Regions from separate parts of the Homo sapiens genome. Here region 1 is linked to region 2. Evidence: chromatin loops called from intact Hi-C (ENCODE). Cell type or tissue: heart right ventricle. All regions are shown on one strand. Each heading gives the region's core, and the rest is flanking DNA. Links, peaks and the distances in the headings are about the cores only.

Evidence for each region. Peaks named below come from ENCODE experiments on the same cell type or tissue, not always from the same donor. Only the 100,000 strongest peaks of a DNase experiment are listed, where the experiment ranks them.
Region 1: it touches region 2 in a loop (2.1-fold over the local background); 55 of 110 quality-filtered maps call a loop at or near these places.

The regions. Positions count from the first base shown.
Region 1 is chr17:18,138,793-18,143,792 of GRCh38, forward strand. It overlaps MYO15A (myosin XVA), which reads left to right. Exons shown (of 66, transcript NM_016239.4): 18 at 19-144; 19 at 742-819; 20 at 1,725-1,873; 21 at 1,995-2,040; 22 at 2,227-2,351; 23 at 2,861-2,978; 24 at 3,287-3,462; 25 at 3,964-4,048; 26 at 4,774-4,827; 27 at 4,923-5,000. Among named protein-coding and RNA genes, the nearest start is that of MYO15A, 33 kb to the left of the region's middle. RefSeq lists enhancers at 3,459-4,424, 4,425-5,000. In heart right ventricle, for the core only: a CTCF peak has its summit at 2,619 (motif pointing right); no DNase peak of the experiment used is centred there.
Region 2 is chr17:18,192,921-18,209,163 of GRCh38, forward strand. It overlaps ALKBH5 (alkB homolog 5, RNA demethylase), which reads left to right. Exons shown (of 4, transcript NM_017758.4): 2 at 2,035-2,115; 3 at 13,895-14,050; 4 at 15,299-16,243. The coding sequence ends at 15,476. Among named protein-coding and RNA genes, the nearest start is that of ALKBH5, 17 kb to the left of the region's middle. In heart right ventricle, for the core only: no CTCF peak of the experiment used is centred there; a DNase peak (open chromatin) is centred at 8,403.

The DNA.
Region 1 (5,000 bases), core at 1-5,000, 60 kb before region 2:
TCCCTAAATTGCCCCCAGGCTACAGACCACACCTTCCTACAGAAGTGCCACTACCATCATGGCGCCAACCCGCTCTATTCCAAACCCAAGATGCCGCTGCCTGAGTTCACCATCAAGCACTATGCAGGCAAGGTCACCTACCAGGTGAGCCCTAAGACAGTCGGCCTGGACGCTGGTGCTGCAGTGCTGCTAGCTGTTGGAGACACAGAAGCACAACACTGGCCCCAGACATTCACAGCCAGGTCCAATTCTGGCTCTGCTGTGCCCCAGCTCTGTGACCTTGAGCAAATTGCTTAGCCAGTCTGAGCCTCAGTTCTCTCACTTGGAAAATGGGGTAATAATAGTGCCCAACTCATGGGGCAGGTGTGAAAAATGTAGGGTGGGTTTGATAAAGAGTAGCTCATCAATAGTGACATCACTATGGTCACCCTCATCACTATTATCTGAGGCACATTCCTGCCCTGGAGGTGTCTCAGGCTAGGATTCCATGCCTCTGTCCCCATCCGGGCCTTACTTTTCTCATCTGTAGAATGGGCACAGGACAATGTCCTTCACTGAGGGTGAGGCCAAGACCCAGGTTGGTCATGAGAAGCCATGGCGAATGCTCCCCTCCCCCAGGAGTAGGGAGAATGGTGGGGGCTGGAGGGGTGGGGACCATAGAAGTGAGGAGGATCCAGTCCCTCCTAGGATAGACAGAGAGACAGAGGCCAGGATTACCCAGGCCATTGTTCCCCTTTTCAGGTGCACAAGTTCCTGGACAAGAACCACGACCAAGTGCGCCAGGATGTGCTGGACCTGTTCGTACGGAGCCGGACACGGGTAAGCCTCGCCTCCCACCGCTCTGGCCCTGCCCCCAGGCATGTCCCCACCCCCACACCCAGCCTGCCTTCAGGCCTGGGACCGTGTTGCCACGTCCTGGCTCCGCTTAGCTTTGGCCAGACAAAGACAAGGGTGGCCTGGACACCCTGTTCCTGGCCTGTTCCCACCTAGCTTGGCTCCGCCCTAAACCTAGCGCCTCATCCTGATCCTGTCCTCTGGCTCCCCACAGCCCCAGTGGCTAGACTCTGGCCCCGCTCCCAGTTCTAACCCTGTACCCCACCAGCTGTGGCCTTGCCCTGTACTTACCCCACTCTGGGCCCCACCCCATTCCCTGGCCCATTCTTTCCTGGCTTCTTGCCAGACCTGTTCCCCCAGTCCCACCTCCTGGTGTTCTCAGTTTCTCCCACCCCACCCATAAGGCCCCGGGGAAGAGCTTGGGGGACCAACTTTGGGTTCCTTGAAGGCTTGGGGAGGCCCTGCATCCCAGCTACACTACGGCCAGCAGATGGCCCTATGACAGAGCACAGGCCTGGTAACATCACCTCCCCTATCTGGCCCTCCGCTTCCTCCTGTCAACTGGGCAACCTCCTCATGAGGTCATAGCCAGAGTTCACAACCATGTATCTAACAGGCCACCCTGGGGCCAGGCACACAGTCAGTAACTGTGTGTTCCTTAGACTGAAGGGGAAAAAGCCAGTTATGGGATGGATCCCTTGGAAGATGCTGAGCCCCACCTGTTTTGAGAAGCATGCAAGCCAGGATGACAGAGGCCTTGCAGAGAGAACAGGGGTCCAGTTAGTCTTCAGATCCCCCTGGTCCGGAGATTTACTCCTGCTCTCTCTTCCTCCTCATTTCGGTCTCCCGGACCCTGCCTGTCTGTTTTCCCTGCCCCGACCCCTGCCCAGGTGGTGGCACACCTCTTCTCCAGCCATGCCCCACAGGCTGCCCCTCAGCGCCTGGGCAAGAGCAGCTCCGTCACTCGGCTCTACAAGGCGCACACTGTGGCCGCCAAGTTCCAGCAGTCACTCCTGGATCTGGTGGAAAAGATGGAGAGGTGGGGTGGGGGGCAGGTGGGCGGAGCACCCAGCCTCATCCTTAACCCACCTCATGACCCTCAGAGGTTGAGCGCCTTCTTTTTCTGAGGCCTCATGCTGTCCTCTTCCTGCCACTGCCAGGTGCAACCCCTTGTTCATGCGTTGCCTGAAGCCCAACCACAAGAAGGTGAGTGAGAGCTGAGGCCTCTGAGAGAGCCAAATCCTCCTGCCCATGCTGTGTGACCTTGGGCAAGTGGCTTGGCCTCTCAGGACCTGCATCTGCCCAGCCTAGCACTGGGAATATTCACCATGATAATGCCTTTTGCACATGGCTGAGCCAATGTGCAGACTCCCTCTCTGGGCATCCCTACAGGAGCCAGGTCTCTTTGAGCCAGATGTGGTAATGGCACAATTACGCTATTCAGGGGTGCTGGAGACCGTGAGGATCCGCAAGGAGGGATTTCCAGTGCGCCTGCCTTTCCAGGGGTTCATCGACAGGTATCTTGGTTACGGTAGTTCCTGAGCTCTACAAATCCCTGCCCAACTCCCCATGGCCCCAGGAATACACAACCCAGGCAGTACAGGGCTTGCCATGCACAGTTGCTCAGGTTGTACACTTCACAAGGCTACCACATGCTAACTGTTAATGTGGTAGATACATTTATTGTTTTGCCTTTTTTTGTAGTTATATGTTGTATAACGTATAATATGTCTAATCAACGCTCCGCGTTATTAGAATGGTTTTAGTAGTTATAATGACAAGTTTCCAGCAGGTGGCAGTCAAGTGTCCTGTTGTACTGAAATCATCTATTATAACAATTGTCTGACACCCAGAAGTAAAGAGTCTTGAGGATGGAGTGCCTTTTTTCAGATTAGAATAAACTATTTGTGGAGCCACCACTGGGACCAGGCTTTTTGGACACCTGGCTGGGGGCAGTAACCCCATGGTCTAGCAGACACCTCGGGTAGGTCTCATAGCCCCAGACTAACTTTGGGCCCCCTACCAGGTACTGCTGTCTAGTGGCCCTCAAGCATGACCTGCCGGCTAATGGGGACATGTGTGTGTCAGTGCTGAGTCGCCTGTGCAAAGTCATGCCAAACATGTACCGTGTTGGGGTCAGCAAGGTGAGTCCTGCCCGACAGTCAGCCCTTGGAGACCCCAAGTTTGGGGGGGTCCACAACTACTGAGTCAGAAATGTCCAAGCTAGAGACTGCCATCCCAGGAGCAACCCAGATGAGCTTGGGATATGGAATGCTAACTACCTGATTCACCAGCATCCTCTCTTCAACCTCTCCAAGTCCACCCCATCCCTCCAGCCCCGCTCCAGGAGGCTGCCCTGCCTATTCTGTCTCCACGGACTTCTAGAGAGGGAGGGGCCCTTAGTCCAGCCTCCTGGCTCCTATCTGCCTCAGTGCCTTCCTCCTGTCCTTAGCTGTTCCTTAAGGAACACCTATACCAGCTGCTGGAGAGTATGCGAGAGCATGTCCTGAATCTGGCAGCCCTCACTCTGCAGCGCTGCCTCCGTGGCTTCTTCATTAAGCGGCGATTCCGCTCTCTGCGCCACAAGATCATCCTGCTGCAAAGCCGGGCCCGTGGCTACCTTGCCAGGTGAGGCACAGAAAAGGCAGGATTCCTAGGAGACCTATGGTCAGGCTCGGGAGAGGTCACGCCTGAACTTAGGTGGTGAGCTCCCTATCCCTGGAGGCATGCAAGCTGAGGGTGGAGGCCTCTGCAGGAGAATGATCAGATTCTCTGTGTCTCTGCTTTTGAATGCCCTTCCCAGCCAACCCCAGGCCCTTGTGACTGGTGGGTGGGAATCCATTCAGCCAAGAGGGGCCTTACCCTGCATTTCAGGGACCTGAGATTATAAGCTGTTGGGAAATAAATTATTCAGGCAGGTTTAATCCAGGCCTTGCTACTTAATATGCTGTGTGACCTTGGCAAAGTCACTGCCCCTCTCTGAGCTCCAGTTTCCCTTTGAGCCAAAGGACCCCAAAAGTGAGATGTGGGCACTGGCTCCCAGGCCAGGCTGGCAAGGGCCTCTCTACCTTTTGGTCACCCTGTCACCCTGTGGCCCCAATCCCTGACCTCCCCACTACCCCAACCCAGGCAACGCTATCAGCAGATGAGGAGGAGTCTGGTGAAGTTCCGGTCCCTGGTACACGCATACGTGAGCCGCCGACGCTATCTCAAGGTATAGGCCCTACCCTATCTGGGTCCAAGGGGACAGCAGAGAAGGGGAAAGGGCACTTAGCACCCAAGAGGAGACTACTGGCCTCAGGCAGTCTTGGGTTCAAATTCTGCCTCTGCCACCCACTAGCTCTTTAACTTTGGCCATTGTCTATCCTCGATTTTCCCATCTACCCCTTGGGATTGTGGAGAGGGTTAAATGAGATGTTGCATTGAAGGATTTGGCCTGGTGCTGGGTTCACAGTGGGGTCTTCGGGAATTGAGGGCCATTAGAATTTGGTGACCTGAATGTCACTGGGTATGGTTTTGCTCTTACCTTCATGTCTTGACCCACTGTCATGCAAACTAGCCACCAGAAAGACAAATGCAGTTCCCAAAGCAATGAAGCAGTAGGTAGCCTTTACTGAAGGTGGCGCTACAGAGGAGGGCTTCCCATGACACAGTGCTCAGCCACCTCCCAGAAATCCTCCTTGTGTGTCTCTTTCCCCAGCGTTTTTCTCCCTCCGCTTGCCTCTGTTTCTCTCTTGCTCTCTCCTTTTCCCTCCCCTTTTCTCTGGCCAACCTCAGCCTCCCGCCCCACCTGTGGAGTGGGGCAGTCACCTCCACACAACAGGCAAGCTGCCCCCCTTGCTTGAGTGTGGCCGCCTTGCGTAAGCTGGCCTGGCCTGCCTGGGTGCCGGTCGTCACCTCTGCCTGCCACTCCCCAACCTGACATCTTCTCTTCTGAAGCTGAGGGCAGAGTGGAGGTGCCAGGTGGAGGGGGCGCTGCTGTGGGAGCAGGAGGTGGGTGTGGGTCTGGGTGGCAGCAGGGCCAAGGAGGGAGGCTGGCAGGTGGGGATGTGGCAGGCCTGTCCCTGTCCCATGCACTGTCCCTCTAGGAGCTGAGCAAGCGGGAGGTAGTCGCTGTGGGGCACCTGGAGGTACCGGCTGAGCTGGCTGGGCTCTTGCAAGCAGTG
Region 2 (16,243 bases), core at 6,328-11,327:
ACTATCTCGGCTCACGGCAACCTCCACCTCCCAGGTTCAGCGATTCTCCTGCCTCAGCCTCTGCGATAGCTGGAATTACAGGCACCTGCCATCATGCCTGGCTTATTTTTGTATTTTTGTAGAGACGGGGTTTCACCATGTCGGCCAGACTGGTTACGAACTCCTAACCTCAGGCAACATGCCCACCTTGGCCTCCCAAAGTGCTGGGTGGGATTACAGGCGTGAGCCACCGTGCCTAGCCTGTCTACTGTCTCTTATGGGACTGGTGTTCATGGAGAAAATTTTGAAAAATTCTTGTCTAGGAGCAGCTTGAGGGAGAAGGTGGATCTATAAAATAAAGGTTTGGGCCGGGCGCGGTGGCTCACACCTGTAATCCCAGCACTTTGGGAGGCCGAGGCTGGCGGATCACGAGGTCAGGAGTTCAAGACCATCCTGACCAACATAGTGAAACCCCATCTCTACTGAAAATAACAAAAATTAGACAGGCGTGGTGGGGTGCGCCTGTAGTCCCAGCTACTTGGGAGGCTGAGGCAGGAGAATCGCTTGAACCCGGTAGGCAGAGGTTGCAGTGAGCCGAGATTGTGCCACTGCACTCCAACCTGGGTGACAGAGTGAGACTGTCTCAAAAAAAAAAAAAATTAAATAAAATAAAGGTTTGTTCTATCCCCAGCATGAGCTCAAATCAGATTTCCAAATCAGAGGTGCTTCCTTAAGGCTGAGCCTGAAGCAGTCTGGCTTTTTATCTCTTGTTGGCTCTTGCATCCAGTTATTAGAGCTGAGGTTTGGCCAGCCTGGCCATCTTGAGGGGTCCTTCCCAGGCCTGCAGTGTTTTTAATAGTTAAGTTTGTGTCTGTACAACTAGCCTTTGAGAAGGGAGCTGATCAGCAGCCATGAGAGAAGGGTTTGTGGTACAGGGCCAGGTAGGGAAACTAAGCCATACTTGTCCTACTAGGCTTGTGGCTGAGTTTCTGGGTGTGTAGAACTGCTGCAGCTCAGTAGAGTAACTTGGAGTGGGAGTATCTTGTGGCTGCCATGCTTCCAGTGATAGCATGTGAGGGGTATAGGAAGCTCAGAGCTTGCTTCCAGAGTTTCAAATTGGAATGACGCTAGCTGAGAAGAGGACAGTCATCTACCCACATTAGTTGGTCTCTGAGCGGTTTTAAAAGTCATGTAACTTGTTGAAAATAAACAGATATCTGAGTATGATGGAAATCCTTTTTTTTTGGGCGGGGGGCAGGGGGTGGGGGTCAGTGGTGGGGACAGAGTCTCGCTCTGTTGCCCAGGTGCAGTGGGCGTGATCTTGGCTCACTGCAACTTCTGCCTCCTAGGTTCAAGCGATTCTCCTGCCTCAGCCTCCCAAGTAGCTGGGATTACAGGCGCCCACCACCATGCCTGGCTAATTTTTGTATTTTTAGTAGAGATGGGGTTTCGCCATGTTGGCCAGGCTGGTCTCGAACTCCTGATTTCAGGTGATCCGCCCACCTCGGCCTCCCAAAGTGCTAGGATTACAGGCATGAGCCATCACGCCCAGCCGGAAATTCTTAAAATATTCAAACACAACTGTCTTCAAAATTTTGGATCCCCCCAAATGGAGACTTCATGTAGATATTCTATTTTGGAATGAGGCAGTCCTAGCTCTCCCTGGTGACTCAGTGCTATCAGTGGCTGCCTTGGCTTTCTCTACCTGCTAAATGGAGGGAGAATGAGGAGGAGCTACAGTGTACTCTCTGGAGTACCCTTTTAAAAAAGGGTTCCTGGCCTGTTCAGGGAGAGTCTTGCTTCCAGCCTCTGCCTTAAGTGGCCAAGGGGTCTCCTTTGTGTCATACCAGGTTTTTCCTTGAGTATTACAGTCTCTTGGCAAAAGCATCCTGGAACTTAATATGATATTCCCTTCCATGTAGATCCTTGAAACTCTCAAGTAATGGGTAGAGAGCAGCCGTAAGACCTAGGCCATGTTCCTGTCCTGTTATATCCCCCAGGAACTTTGGTTGTCTGTCTACTCTTCATGGTCACATGTTCTGTGTTTCTTTTCAGTGGATATGCTGCTGATGAAATCACTCACTGCATACGGCCTCAGGACATCAAGGAGCGCCGAGCAGTCATCATCCTCAGGAAGTAAGTGCCTTGATGTCTGACCTTCTGCCTCACCTGCAGGCCTGTCTGGAGATGTAGCTCTGGGTCCACTTAGAACTCAGCTCCTATGTATCAGTGGCATGGCAGAGTGGAGAGCAGAACTGTTAAGTTCTCTTTTTATTTGAATCCTGTGAGGATAAAGTTGTTTTGTTGTTTTATCAGAAAATTAAGTACTCTATTTAGGGAGTTTAGGACTGAGCAAAAGCATATACGCCCAATATTTGTGGGTATAATCTTGAGACAAGATTTGGGCAACATTCTTCCAAACCTCACCCCACCCCTTAGCCTCTATTCCTCACCTCCTTCGTTCTTATTTGTTACACGTACTCTTGGTGATTATTTTTAGACTGTGCCTTTAGCAGCCTGCTTTAAAAATGCCTGGGTTTTCACTGCTGGAAGGAACAGGGAGTGAAGAGAGGAGACAAGGGTGGGAGGTTAGGATGTAGTATTCGGCAGAATCATGGCTTGTGGCTCTTCTCTGGGGAGGGAATCAGGGATGTGCTACTTAACATCAACAAACCTGGCTTCACCAGCATTTATTTCTTTCACGGGGTGAGTGGAAGAAGCCATAGCCTCACAGACATTGGATCAAGACAAGCCTTGCCCCACTGTCCACCCATCTTGCTCAGGCTGGAATGCAGTGGTGCCATCATAGCTCACTGCATCCTCAAAGTCCTGGACTCAAGCTCTCTTCCTGCTTCAGCCTCCCCAGTAGCTGGGAATAGAGGCAAGTGCCACCATACCTGGTTCACGCCTACCTTTTGAATAGAGTCCCAGAGAAGATAGGTGATTGCCCAGAGTCATAGAAGTCAGTGAGCAGAGCAAAACAAGCACGTAAACTTAGGCTTGACCCATAAAACTTGCTGTCTGTCGTCTTCTTCCTTCCTTCCTTTTATTAAACTTTATTTTTTAGAATAGTTTTAGATTTACAGACAATTGTGATAGTACAGAGTTCTCATGTACTCTGCATCCCATTTCTCCTATTTGTTAATTTTTTATTGGTATGACTAAAGTCCATACTTTATTTAGATTTCCTTAGGTTTTTCCTAATGTCCTTTTTCTGTCCCAAGATCATCCTACGTTACATTTAGTTGACATATCAACTCAGACTCCTCTTAGACTCCTCTTGGCTGTAACAGTTTCTCAGACTTTGCCTTATTCTTTTTTTTTTTTTTTTGAGACAGGGTCTCACTCTGTCGCCTAGGCTGGAATAGGCGGGAATGCAGTGGCACCATCTCGGCTCACTGCAACCTCTGCGTCCCAGGTTCAAGTGATTTCGTGTCTCAGCCTCCTGAGTAGCTGGGACTATAGGCGTGTGCCACAACACCCAGCTAACTTTATTTTTTCGTACAGATGGGGTTTCCCCCATGTTGGCCAAGCTGGTCTCTAACTTCCAACCTCAAGTGGTTCACCTGCCTTGGCCTCCCAAAGTGCTGGGATTACAGGTGTGAGCCACCATGCCCAGCCTGCCTTATTCTTGATGATATTGACTGGTTAGGTATTGTATAGAAAATCTCTCAATTAGAATTTGTCTGATGTTTTTATGGTAAAGTGTATGCCATTTTTACTACATAACCAAGAATATATACTATCAATGTAACTTAACACTATTGATATTGATCATCTGGCCAATGCACTGTCAGGTTTTCCACTGTAAAATTACTGTTTTTCCTTGTCCATACTGTACCCTTAGGAAGGAAGTCACCATGCATGCCCACAGTTAAAGAGTGTGGGAGTTAGCACCATCTCCTTGAGGGGGAGCATGCAGGTGAATTACTTAGAATTCTTCTGCAGGGGGGATTGGTCTACTCTCCTTCATTTATTCAATCATTTATTTATATAAGTATATTTTTTATGTAAGTATGGACTCCTAGGAATTTATTTTATGCTCAAATTCTTCCAGCTTTGGTCATTGGGAATTTTTTCTGGTGCATCAACTTTAGTCAGTAAACAATAACTTTGGCATCCTGGTCCTTTGGGCCCATAACTCCAGAATATTGTAGTGGTGAAGTCTCTTTGGTATGGCTTTGCCACTTTGCCAAGTCAAAACTTTTAGTCTGTTTTAACTATAGTAGATGGGTATGATCCATATCTGTGGGACAGTCCTATGGTACAGGCAGAGCAGTGAACACGTGGGAGCTCCAGAAACTTGGGTCAACTTGGTGGGGTTGGCAGCCTCTCTTTTCTAGCCTAAGACTGTTCCCAGAATTTGTCAGAGGAAGGGAAGAGTTTTTATCTGCCTTGTACTTTATTTTTCTGTGATAACCAGCATAGGCAAGAACTCGGAAACAATGGAGTCCAGAGTGTAGCACTCTTCCAGCCTCTCCTCCAGTCATTTCTTCTCAGGCTGTACCTGGTACCTCCAACTGCAGCCAGGGATGGGTGGCCTGCCCAGGCCAGGAACCTGGAGAGGAACTTCTAATGTTACATAGAACCAGAGCAGTAACTTCCCAAGAGTTCCTCTCATCTTCCCATAATAGCTTATTTTGGGGAAATCTTAGTTGGATGTGCAGGTGGTAGTGGCCATAGCTGGAGTGTCAGTCTTCCAGCTGCTACTCTTTTATTGAATGGTGACTCCCATACCTGGCCGCCCAGTCCAACTGAGTCAGATGCTCCTCAGCACAGCTAGGAGTCTGCACCGTTAATCAGCTCCCTGGGAAGCTTTTCAGCCAGCTAGGTCCCTGCCAGTGGCCTGACCTTGGGAATGGCTGTTACTGGGTGACTGAAGCTCTTCTACCTTCTGACTTCAGTGGGCCCAGGAACCATTCACAGACTGGGCTGGAGTGCAGAAGCACAGAGCTGTGGTGTAAGGGGACTGGAGAAGAGTGGGAGGATGTCCCAGCTTCCCCAGGTAGCTGAGCTGGGGAAGTGCACAGCTGTGGGGAACTCTAAAGTATCTGCAGCTCCTGTTATGGTTTATGGATTTGTGCCTGGGCTCTTGTGGCAATGTGGCCTCCATTGGGCATACCTTCTCATCTAACATGTTCATCCTCTGATTCATATCCCAACTCCCCAAATAAACCTACATGATAACCAACTCCTCAGATAACCTAGTCATTCTTCATCGTTCAGATTGACCATTTTGACATGCAGAAAGCATCATATAAAAAGCCCTTTAGCTTTTTAGCATCACCTAAAGCCCTTTCAGCACACATGCAGACACATACACACACCCCTGTTTGGACTGTCACAGCTCATACGCTTGCCATTGTGAATTTTCAAATCTGCATTCTGTAGGAGTAAGGAGATCCCTGTTCATCTGGGGCCTAGCATGAGGTGCAGCCCAGAGGAGGCATCAACTAGTGTGGAGAACAATTCAGGCCGGTGAGGAGCAGCTCCAGAGTAGCTACATGGGTTTGTCTTGGGAAAGGACGGGTTGTGACAAGTTTAAAAAGGGGAGCATCTTGGCCCAGGCATTGCCCGGAGATAAGTATGATGTGGCCTTGGAAGATACCTGGCTGGTTTGATGTCTTCTGGTGAGGTTGTGTTACAGTGGGTAGAATCTGGGCATTGAGCCTGGCCCTGATTATGGTAGAGGAGTTAGAGCCGGTCCTGCCTTCTCATAAGTTCAGATAAAGATTGCACAGGCTGCTGGTGGAGACCCTGGGAGCTCTGTCACCAGCTCAGGTCAGTCAGAGCTGGAAAGGTCTTTCTAAGGGCCTCACGGAAGGAAATGGGTGGGCAGCTGCCAAGTGCTTTCTGGTTGGACAGAACGCAGCTTCTGTGAACATGGGTGGTGCCAAGTCTTCATGCACATGTGCCCTTGTTTCTTACGGGGAGGCTGGAAGTAACCTTTTAAAAAAGTCTCCCCAGAGTGGAATCCTCAGACTGTCCCTTGGTGTTATAATGTTTGGGGTCACAACTTAGCCAGTAAATGGCTGAGTGACACCTGGAACCTGGGTCTTGTGGTTCGTTGGTGGTTTGCACAGTGGAGTACCCCAAGTCCTGCCCTTTCCCCCAGTGTGTCGTTGGGATGGATGCTTTGAGTTAGGAAACTGGAGCTCAGATATAGAAGGGCTTTCTTGCCTCTGCTGTGCAAGTAGAGAGTTGTGCTGATTGGGGAGAATGTTATGAGTATGTAGGGGGCACTCTACAGAGAGTGGGGTGAGGCAGCAGCTACAGGCTAGTCGGCTCTTTGAGGTGCCTCAGCACCCCCAAACTTCCCTGAATGTTACTGTCTCCCAGCCGACCGAGGGCAAGCTGCCGCAGCATGCAAGTCTTTTCTCTGTAATCGTTGGTAACCCTGGAAGGGGAGGCTGGACCTAACCTTACTGGAGGTGTGGTTAAAGTTCTAAATTACTAGTTAGATAACCAAGAGGCTGACAAACTTCTGGGGTATAATAATTCATCTGTGAGGGGAGTCTTCCAGTTTTCCCATGATTCCCTAGTGCTCCTGCACTAGTGCACTCTGTGCTTCTGCTCCTGGTAGGCCTTGCTAGCTGCCCTGTGCCAAGCATCCACATATTAACCTTGAAACTAGAAGGTATGAACTCTGTTTGGAAAGGGGCTCAGGTAGGAAGTGAGCTGCCTCAGGTCATTGCTAGTTGGAATGGCCTTTGAGCAGGGATTTCTGACTTGAGGGAAACATCAAGTATCTACTATGTACAAGGCACTTGAGGTGGGCACCGCAGGAAATTTAGTGCCCCCTTGGTGCTTCACATGTAATAAGTTTGCACTTTGCCTGCCATTCCAACACAAAGCAGAGTGAACACTGGTGTAAAAGCACAGGGTATTCTCTGGGAGCCCTGCAAAAAAAACCCCAAAAACCCAGGCCGGTCGTGGTGGCTCACACCTGTAATCCAGCACTTCAGGAGGGCGAGGCAGTTGGATCACCTGAGGTCAGGAGTTCAAGACTAGCCTGACTAACGTGATGAAAATTCTAAAAATACAAGAATTAGCTGGGCATAGTGGCAGGTGTCTGTGATCCCAGCTACTGGGGAGGCTGAGGCAGGACAACTGCTTGAACCTGGGAGGCGGAGGTTGCAGTGAGCCGAGATTGTACCATTGCACTCCAGCCTGGGAGACAGAGCGAGACTCCATCTCAAAAAAAAAAAAAAAATTTTTTTTTTTTTTAAATTACATCCAGCTTTGCGGGAGGAAGGGTAAAGGTGAGCTTGGTAGATCTGGCCCCTGAGCTAGAAATTGCTGGCCAGGCAGAAATGGTAAGCTCAAAGGCTAGGAGGCAGGGAAATATAGGGGACTTCTGTAGATGAGGAATGAAAGAGGGAAGGAGGCCTTAGGTCAACATTTGATTCTCAAGAGATGGCTTATGGGTCTTCGGGGCCTTGAGTTGGTGACTAGGGCACCCAATCCCTTGGTTTTTAGGAGGCCCTCAGGATTGCACTGTGAGACTTGTATTCTTGAGATTGGTACTCTCCAGTTAACCAGATAAAGTGGCACAAAGCAGTATATATAGCCCATTTATTTGCTTTTGGTCAAGTGGAACTCAGCTCAGAGTGGTCTGAAGCTGGGAAATGCAGCTGGAGATCCCTTTGCCAAGTGGTAACCTAAGCTGGTGTGTGCTAGGCTCTGTGCTAGTACCCGGAATGGGGTTTGTATGGGTTCCTATTCTCTTTTGTCCTTTGGGAAAAGGCAGACATTTAGCATCTCAACAGGAACTGGTCAAAGAAGGCTTTCCAGATAAGTGCCACCTGAAGGTAGTCAAGGATGCTTGGACCTTAGCCAGCATAGAATGAGGCTCAGGGGCAAAGATAGTTCAGTCAGAAGAGATGCTCTTTACAGAGGCTTGGAGTCCAGGAACTCTGTTCTGGAACACAGAATAGATAAGGAGTGGAGGACTTGATACACCGGCCTAAGACAGCAAAAGCTTCACGCTGTGCAGAGAAATGTTAAGCGCGCTGGGGAGCCGTGGAGGCATGTGAGCAGTGGGGTGAGGGATTTGCATGTGAGAGATTGTAGGAAGCGAAGCTCAATAGCTTACTTGGTCATTAGATCCACAGAGTTCGAGGAGTCAGGAGACCTTCCATGAGAGCAGAGCAATCTGAATGTGAGGCTGAGTGGATGGATGAGCAGTGGAAGGAAGTGGAGGTCTCATTCTGGACCTCGTTCCTCAGCAGTGGGGTGAGGGGTGGCTAGCTCTTAGTTTCTCTGACCAGGGCTTGGTGTTGCTCCTTTCTCCATGATTTGTGTCTCCTGTGGTTAGATTTAGCTTACATTTGTTCCCTGGTTCAGTAAGTCTGTGTCCACGTGCATACACCCTGCCCTTTTGGCAGCCTGACTGTTCTGATGTGTCTGTGGCCTGCCCAAGGAATATGGGTACAATGGGATCACCAGGAAGGTGACAAACTTGGGCTTCTGCCCTGGCTCTGCCACTCCTCTCCAAATGCAGTCTTATCTGCACCTGTAAATTGGGCAGTTGTGGTTAAACTTGTGAATGCTAGGTGGTCTTCTAAACTCTTCCTGGCTGGGTGCGGTGGCTCGCACTTGTAATCCCAGCACTTTGGGAAGCCGAGGTGGGCGGATTGCCTGAGCGCGGGAGTTTGAGACCACCCTGGGCAACATGGTGAAACCCCATCTCTACTAAAATACAAAAAATTAGCCGGGCGTGGTAGCATGCATCTGTAGTCCCAGCTACTTGGGAGAATCGCTTGAGCATGGGAGGCAGAGGTTGCAGTGAGCCAAGATTGCACCACTGCACTCCAGCTTGGGCTACAGGGTGAGACTCCATCTTAGATAGATAGATAGATAGATAGATAGATAGATAGATAGATAGGATAGATAAGATAGATAGATAGATAGATAGATAGATAGATAGATAGATAGATGATAGATAGATTGATTGATTGATTTAAAAAACCAGGTGTGGTGGCATATACCTATAGTCCGAGCTACTCGCGAGCCTGAGGCAGGAGGATTGCTTGAGCCCAGGAGGTCAAGGCTGCAGTGAGCTGTAATCCCACCCGTGCACTCCAGGCTGGGTGATAGACCTTGTTTCAAAGAAAGTAATTAATTGGCCGGGTGCGGTGGTTCACGCCTGTAATTCCAGCACTTTGGGAGGCTGAGGCGGGCGGATCGTGAGGTCAGGAGATCGAGACCATCCTGGCTAACACGGTGAAACCCCGTCTCTACTAAAAATACAAAAAAAATCAGCCGGGCATGGTGGCAGGCGCCTGTCGTTGCAGCTACTTGGAGGCTGAGGCAGGAGAATGGCATGAACCCAGGAGGCGGAGGTTGCAGTGAGCCGAGATCGCACCACAGCACCCCAACCTGGGCGACAGAGCGAGACTCCGACTCAAAACAAAAAACAAAAAACAAAAAAAAACAGAAGTCTGATGTTGGCAGGGGGCTGGTGGAAGATGGGTGGGGAGAGTCCCGTGAGGGGAGTGGGTACTACTGCAGGAGAGCCAGCAAGGTACAGACCTGAGCTTTGTGGGAGTCTGATTCTCAAAGGTGCTGGAGCTTAGACCTTAGCTCTAGGGACCCAGGTTACTAAATAGGCAAGAGGGTGCTTGGACAGGCCCACAATACTGGTCTCTGCCTCGCTTTGTTGGAAAGCCAAGCTTTTAGCACAAGGATGCCTGGTAAAGGTGGTGCCAGACGTTGGAGAGTAGTTGGTAGCTGGCTGGGGACTGCCCTCGCTCCAGAGTCATCGTGGCCTGAGTGCGGTCTGGTTTACCATCTTCCCAGAAATGGTGGTGCTGCCACCTGCATGCACAGTGTTCTCTTGCACTGAGGAGGGCCCACCTGCACTTTATTTTTTAATTAAAAAAAAAAAATTAGGGCCGGGCACGATGGCTCACGCCTGTAATTCCAGCACTTCGGGAGGCTGAGGCAGGCGGATCATGAGGTCAAGAGATCAAGACCATCCTGGCCAACATGGTGAAACCCTGTCCCTACTAAAAATACAAAAATTAGCTGGGCATGGTGGCGTGCACCTGTAGTCCCAGCTACTCATGAGGCTGAGGCAGGAGAATTGCCTGAACCTGGGAGGTGGAGGTGCAGTGAACCAAGATCGTGCCACTGCACTCCAGCCTGGAGACAGAGCAAGATTGTCTTTTAAAAAAAAAAAAAAAAAAAAGAGTTTAAATAGGGACAAGGTCTTACTTTGTTGCCCAGGTTGGTCTGAAACTCCTGGCTTTTAAGTAATCCTTCTACCTTGGCCTCCCAAAGTGCTGGGATTACAGGTGTGAGCCACTGTGCCTGGCCCCACCTGTGCTTTAGAGGCCATCACAGAGTAGTAGGTAGTAGCTTTGTGACTCAAGCTAGTGATTTGCTCTGGGATTTAGCTTTGCTCTCCAGTCCCTACAGGGAGAATAATTCACCCCAGCAGCTTCTCTGGAGGACCTAGGATAGGATCAACTCCCTCCCTTCCCTTCGGTTCACACTTTAGTGCTACAGCCATCCTTTGTTGTGACCTCCCTTGTCCCTGCTTTGTCCTGACACGGTAGGTGGCCGCTCTGGGTATCACGGTCAACCTCACATGCCCGAGGTCACATGCCCGAGGTGCTTTGCTCTGACCTTTGAATACTGACTCATCTGTAAGGCAGGTCTTCATTCCTGTTGCCACCTGAGGAGGCCTGGGTCCAGACCTTACTGCTAGAACTGAGCCTCCTGAATCCAGATTTGTGACTCTCTGCTAAACCCTGAGGACCTGGCCTACGCCATGAGAGTTGGTTGCCTTTTAACAGGGGCATGTTCTGAAGTTAAGCTACTGGTGGGCACTGGGCTTGGAGTCAAGCTCTAGCCTGGCATCCTGCAGCTTGGTGAATTTTTGGAAGTGTAGGGAGGGCAGGAGCTTCTCCAGCTGTTATGAGATGTACTTATAACAGTCCCAGGGGATGTGTCAAGAGCTCTCATCTTGGTGGCTCTGCTTTTCTCCTACCATCCATCATTCACCCGAAGAAACAACTCCAGAGTGCCCCCACTAGGGCTTCACTGGGGCTTTTGGGGCACACAGGGGCCTTCCTTCCCTGAACATGGGCTCCCTGGCACCTATAGAGTCTTAGCTTTATGGGTACCAGAGGAGGGACTTTCTTCAATGAGGCCCTTAGAGTCCTTTAAGTCAAGTATAAAGGCTAACATTTTATTTAGTCTGATTTCTGCCACCTGGACCTCTCAACTTGATGACACGAAGCCTGGTAAAGAAAAGGTCATTGGGCCAGGCGTGGTGGCTCACGCCTTTAATTTCAGCACTTTGGGAAGCCAGGACGGGCAGATCACCTGAGGTCGGGAGTTCAAGACCAGCCTGACCAACATGGAGAAACCCCATCTCTACTAAAAATACAAAAGTAGCCAGGCGTTGGGGTGCATGCCTGTAATCCTAGCAATTCGGGAGGCTGAGGCAGAAGAGTTGCTTGAACGCGGGAGGCGGAGGTTGCAGTGAGCCAAGATCGTGCCAGTGCACTCCACCCTGGACAACAAGAGTAAAACTCTCTTAAAAAAAAAAAAAAATAGAAAAGGTAATTGGGCCAGGTGTGGTGGCTCAGGCCCATAATCCTAGCAGTTTGGGAGGCTGAGATGGGCAGATCGCTTGAGCCCCAGTGTTTGAGACCAGTCTGGCTAACATGGTGAAATGCTGTCTCTACTGAAAATATAAAAATTAGCCGAGTGTGGCAGCGGGTACCTATAATCTCAGCTGCTTGGGAGGTTGAGGTGGGAGGATCGCTTGAAGTTGCAATGAGCCAAGATCCCGCCACTGCACTCCAGCCTGGGCGACAGAAGGAGCCCCTGTCTCAAAAAATAATAATAAAAATAAAAAGCTCATCTGGAGCCGGGCTTGATGGCTCATACCTGTAATCTCAACACTTTGGGAGGCTGAGGTGGGAGGATCACTTAGAAGAGTTAGAGACCAGCCTAGGCAAAATGGTGGTACCCTGTCTCGCCAAAAAAAAACCATTAGCCGGGCATGGTGGCCCAGTCCTAGCTTCTTGGGAGGCTTGGGCAGGAGGATCCCTTAAGCCTAGGAGTTCAAGGCTGCAGTGAGTTATGATCATACCACTGCCCTCCAGACTGGGCGACAGAGCAAAACACGATCTCTCTTTAAAAAAAAAAGAATGGTTCTATTCTATTTCACATACTCATCTCTGGTAGTTGCCCAGTACCACCTCTACCCAGAGAATCCCAGCCTTGAAGGAGGCAACTTGCCTTCGATTCCTTAGACCCTCAGCGCAAAGAAGCCTTAGAGCTAGTCACATTTCTTTCTTTTGCTCAGATGGGGAAACTGAGGCCCGAGGAGGGATGGTGACTAGCTTGGACTCTGAATGGCAGTGCCAAAACTAGATCATCCTCCTGTTGATGTTAGGTTCTGCATCCATGAGTCTGGAGGAGTCCAGAGTGGAGTCTGAGACTGAAGAGTCACTCACTGCAGCTGGGCCCTACTGGCATCCCCCTCTGCAAGGCCAACCCAAAGGGATGGGGATGCCTGTCCTACCTGCCTACCCACCAGTTTGGGCCTGAGGCATCAGAACATTGGTTCCCAGCTGGAAGGAAGGAGATGCCCCTGCTGCCTTTAGGAGAGAGATTTCCTACCCACGTTCAGAGTAACTCTTGCCTGTCAGGCTTGAAGTCTCACTTTGGCTTTAAACTTTCCCCCGTGACTTGCAGGATGCATGACTTACTGCCTTTCTGATCCTTCCCATCTATGTACAGTAGGCCAGCCAGTGGAATGTGGAGAGGCAGCCATGGGGAATGGGGGAAACTGAGGACCAGATGCAGTTGTTACCAAGGATGCCAAGCAGCCTAGCCCAAGGCAGTTCTTGGATTTCCCTCCTGCTTACTTCTCCCCAGCATCCTCTAGTATCCTTAGAGTCCTGCTCTGACTGCAGCCCCTACTCCTTCGGAACTAAGTTACTACTTTGTGTCTAGCAGACCCTGGAAAAGGTGCCTTCAGGGTCTCTGCTAGCTATGTCCTATCGCTTCCCACCCAGTCTATTACATGGGTCCTTCTGCCCTTTGCTCCCACCTGCCTGACTTGCCAGCCTTCTCTGTACCACACAAGGAGCCTGAGGGCTTTGAGGTTTTCCATGCCAGCTCCCTTCTGTTCTGGCTTCATAAAGGACTTGGATCACTGCCCTGAGTTACCGCTACCCAGCTTCTCCATCCCCCTCTTCCTCATCTGTATTTGTGTGCCTTCCCTTTACTAGGCAGTGTATTCCTTGAAACCTATGGCTACACCTGCTGCTTGGTGGGGACTGTGCCTTCAAAAGCCCTCTGGCCTTTACCTTGTCAGCATCCTGAAATGAGCAGAAACTGCCAGATGACTGCTCATGGTTGTGGAGTGGGCCTGGGTTCCCTACCCTGGCTCTGCCACTCAGTCTCAGCATCCCTGTCTGCACAGTGAGAAGATAGGGTAGCTCTGGCTCTCTTTCTCTCCAGCCCCTCTACAGGCCTGGACCAGGGATCCTTCCTGTGTTGGGACCCACCAGTGGGGCCGTTGGTCCTCTGGCAAATGAAGTAGATGGCCCCAGAGAACCTGTGGGTCCAAGTGGAGTGAGGTGAGGCTGCTTGGTTCAGCTAAGAGCGAGCCCTGGGATCTTGCCCCTAGGGTAGCACAGCCTGTCATTGGGAGTTTCCAGACAGAAGTGTTCCCATTCCTTACTCCTAAAGGTGGACTTGAGGAGGGTCTTTGAAAGTCAGCTAGACCAATCTCTAGTTGAACCTCAAGGAGAGTGAGGTACAGAGCAGAGACTGCTGGCTTCCAGGTCTAGCTGGCTCCCACTTGGCCTGGCCAGAGAATTGGTCTGATGGTGCCCACACCTTCACCGGAGGCCCTTTGGTGACCCCATGCATGTTTCCTTTGCAGGACAAGATTAGATGCACCCCGGTTGGAAACAAAGTCCCTGAGCAGCTCCGTGTTACCACCCAGCTATGCTTCAGATCGCCTGTCAGGAAACAACAGGGACCCTGCTCTGAAACCCAAGCGGTCCCACCGCAAGGCAGACCCTGATGCTGCCCACAGGTACTCAGTTTAGGACCCTCAGCAAAGGCTGGCAAAGGCCTGGCTGCAGGGTGAGAAGGGTGGAGAAGCCTGGGGTAGGCTGTTTAGGAGCCTTGGCTTGCTCACCCTTTCAAAACCTTATGTCTGGTTCCTCTGGGTTGGTGGCATTGGTGACATTCCCATCTAACCCTGGCCAACTGCCTGTACACCCAGAGAGAAGGGGTCAGGCAGAGACTGTAACAGATGGCAATATCATGGCTTTCCCATGACTTTCCTTGTTCAGTCTCACCCAGACACCCTTGTGGAATTATACTTAGATGTCAGGAGGGAATCTTGGGACTTGGATAATAGTGAACCAGGGACTTATTTCAAAAAGGATTGGATAAAAGGTATTTGAGGAGATAATTTTTTTTAAAGGAAAAAAAATGTTTTGGCCGGCACAGTGGCTCACGCCTGTAATCCCAGCACTTTGGGAGGCCAAGGCAGGCAGATCACGAGGTCAGGTGATCGAGACCATCCTGGCTAAGACGGTGAAACCCCGTCTCTACTAAAAAATACAAAAAATTAGCCAGGCGTGGTGGCAGGTACCTGTAGTCCCAGCTCCTCGGGAGGCTGAGGCAGGAGAATGGCGTGAACCTGGGAGGCGGAGCTGGCAGTGACCCGAGATGGCACCGCTGCACTCCAGCCTGTGCGACAGAGCAAGAATCCGTCTCAAAAAAAAAAAAAATATTTTTTAAGTGTTGGGGAAGGTTTCCAAGGAGGTAATGTTTAAGTTGATTCCAGAAGGATAAGGAAGACATGGAAGAGCATTCTAGGCAGGAAATACTGTATGAGCTAAACCCTGAGATACAAAAGAGCTTTGTGGTTTCAGGGGGTAATGGGGTTAGTAAGTGGAGAAGGGGGTGTTGGGAGGCCCAAGAGAGAGAAAGTGGGTAGAGCTGGGAAGTAAAGGTAGATGGCAGAACCATGCAGAGTCTTGAGGCTGTGGTAGGGAAGACCTCTGTCCAGCAGCCCTGGCAGTGTCCCAGGGCACCAGACTCCAAGCCAGGCAGACCCCACAGGGTAATTGGGAAATGTCCCAAAGACTGGGATGGTCACTGGCACTTAGTGGGCAAGAACCTCCGATACCAGGGCCTCTGCCAGGACTACCCTTCGTTGAGGACCACTGAGCTGAAGTGACCCATCCCAAGGATGAGACGAGGTACAGCGGTAAAGCCAGGCGCCTCCTGCCAGCCTCTCAGATAACGTCCTACCTCCCTTTCCTTGCAGGCCACGGATCCTGGAGATGGACAAGGAAGAGAACCGGCGCTCGGTGCTGCTGCCCACACACCGGCGGAGGGGTAGCTTCAGCTCTGAGAACTACTGGCGCAAGTCATACGAGTCCTCAGAGGACTGCTCTGAGGCAGCAGGCAGCCCTGCCCGAAAGGTGAAGATGCGGCGGCACTGAGTCTACCCGCCGCCCTCCTGGGAACTCTGGCTCATCCTTACGTAGTTGCCCCTCCTTTTGTTTTGAGGGTTTTGTTTTTGTTCATTGGGGGGTTTTTGTTTTTTGTTTTTTGTTTTTTTTGATTCTATATATTTTTCCTTGGTTTTGTTGCCTGTTAGGGCTGAAGAATAGAATTGGCCAGGACCTAGGTTCTCATATTCTTGGTATTCCTCCTGGATGGAAAGGCTGTTGGCATCAATAGGGGACAGAGGCTGATGCTGGAGTGGCCAGTAGAGGTGGTGGAGCAGAGCAGCCATCTTTTAAGTGGGGCTGTATCAGGCTGGGTTTATTTAAAAGCAACAAAATGTTTTGGTTAAGAAAATTATTTTGCTTTCAGTGTAAATCTTCGCAGTGTTCTAAACAAAGTTCAGTCTTCTGCTCGCCCCTTTCCCTCACTGATGTCTGCACTTGGTTGAGGTCTCCTGGAGCCTCACAGGCTCTGCTGTTCTCCACTTCTCACCTGCCATCCACGCCCTGCAAGCTCATGCAAACACCCTTTCTTCCTCCTGCGGCAGAGTTGTTCAGGTTGCCTGGGCAGGGGCTTAAACAGTGCCAGCCCCTGCCATCCCAAAGCTATTGTTAAGCCCCCCAGGCGTCCTCCACCCACGCCCACTAGCCTGCCATGTCCACAGTTCCTTGGGCTGCTGAGGGGCTAGTGCAGTGGTCCTGACCTCTCTTATCAAGAGCACACTTCTTTGCTGGTTGCTCCTTTTGAGCATATGCGTGTG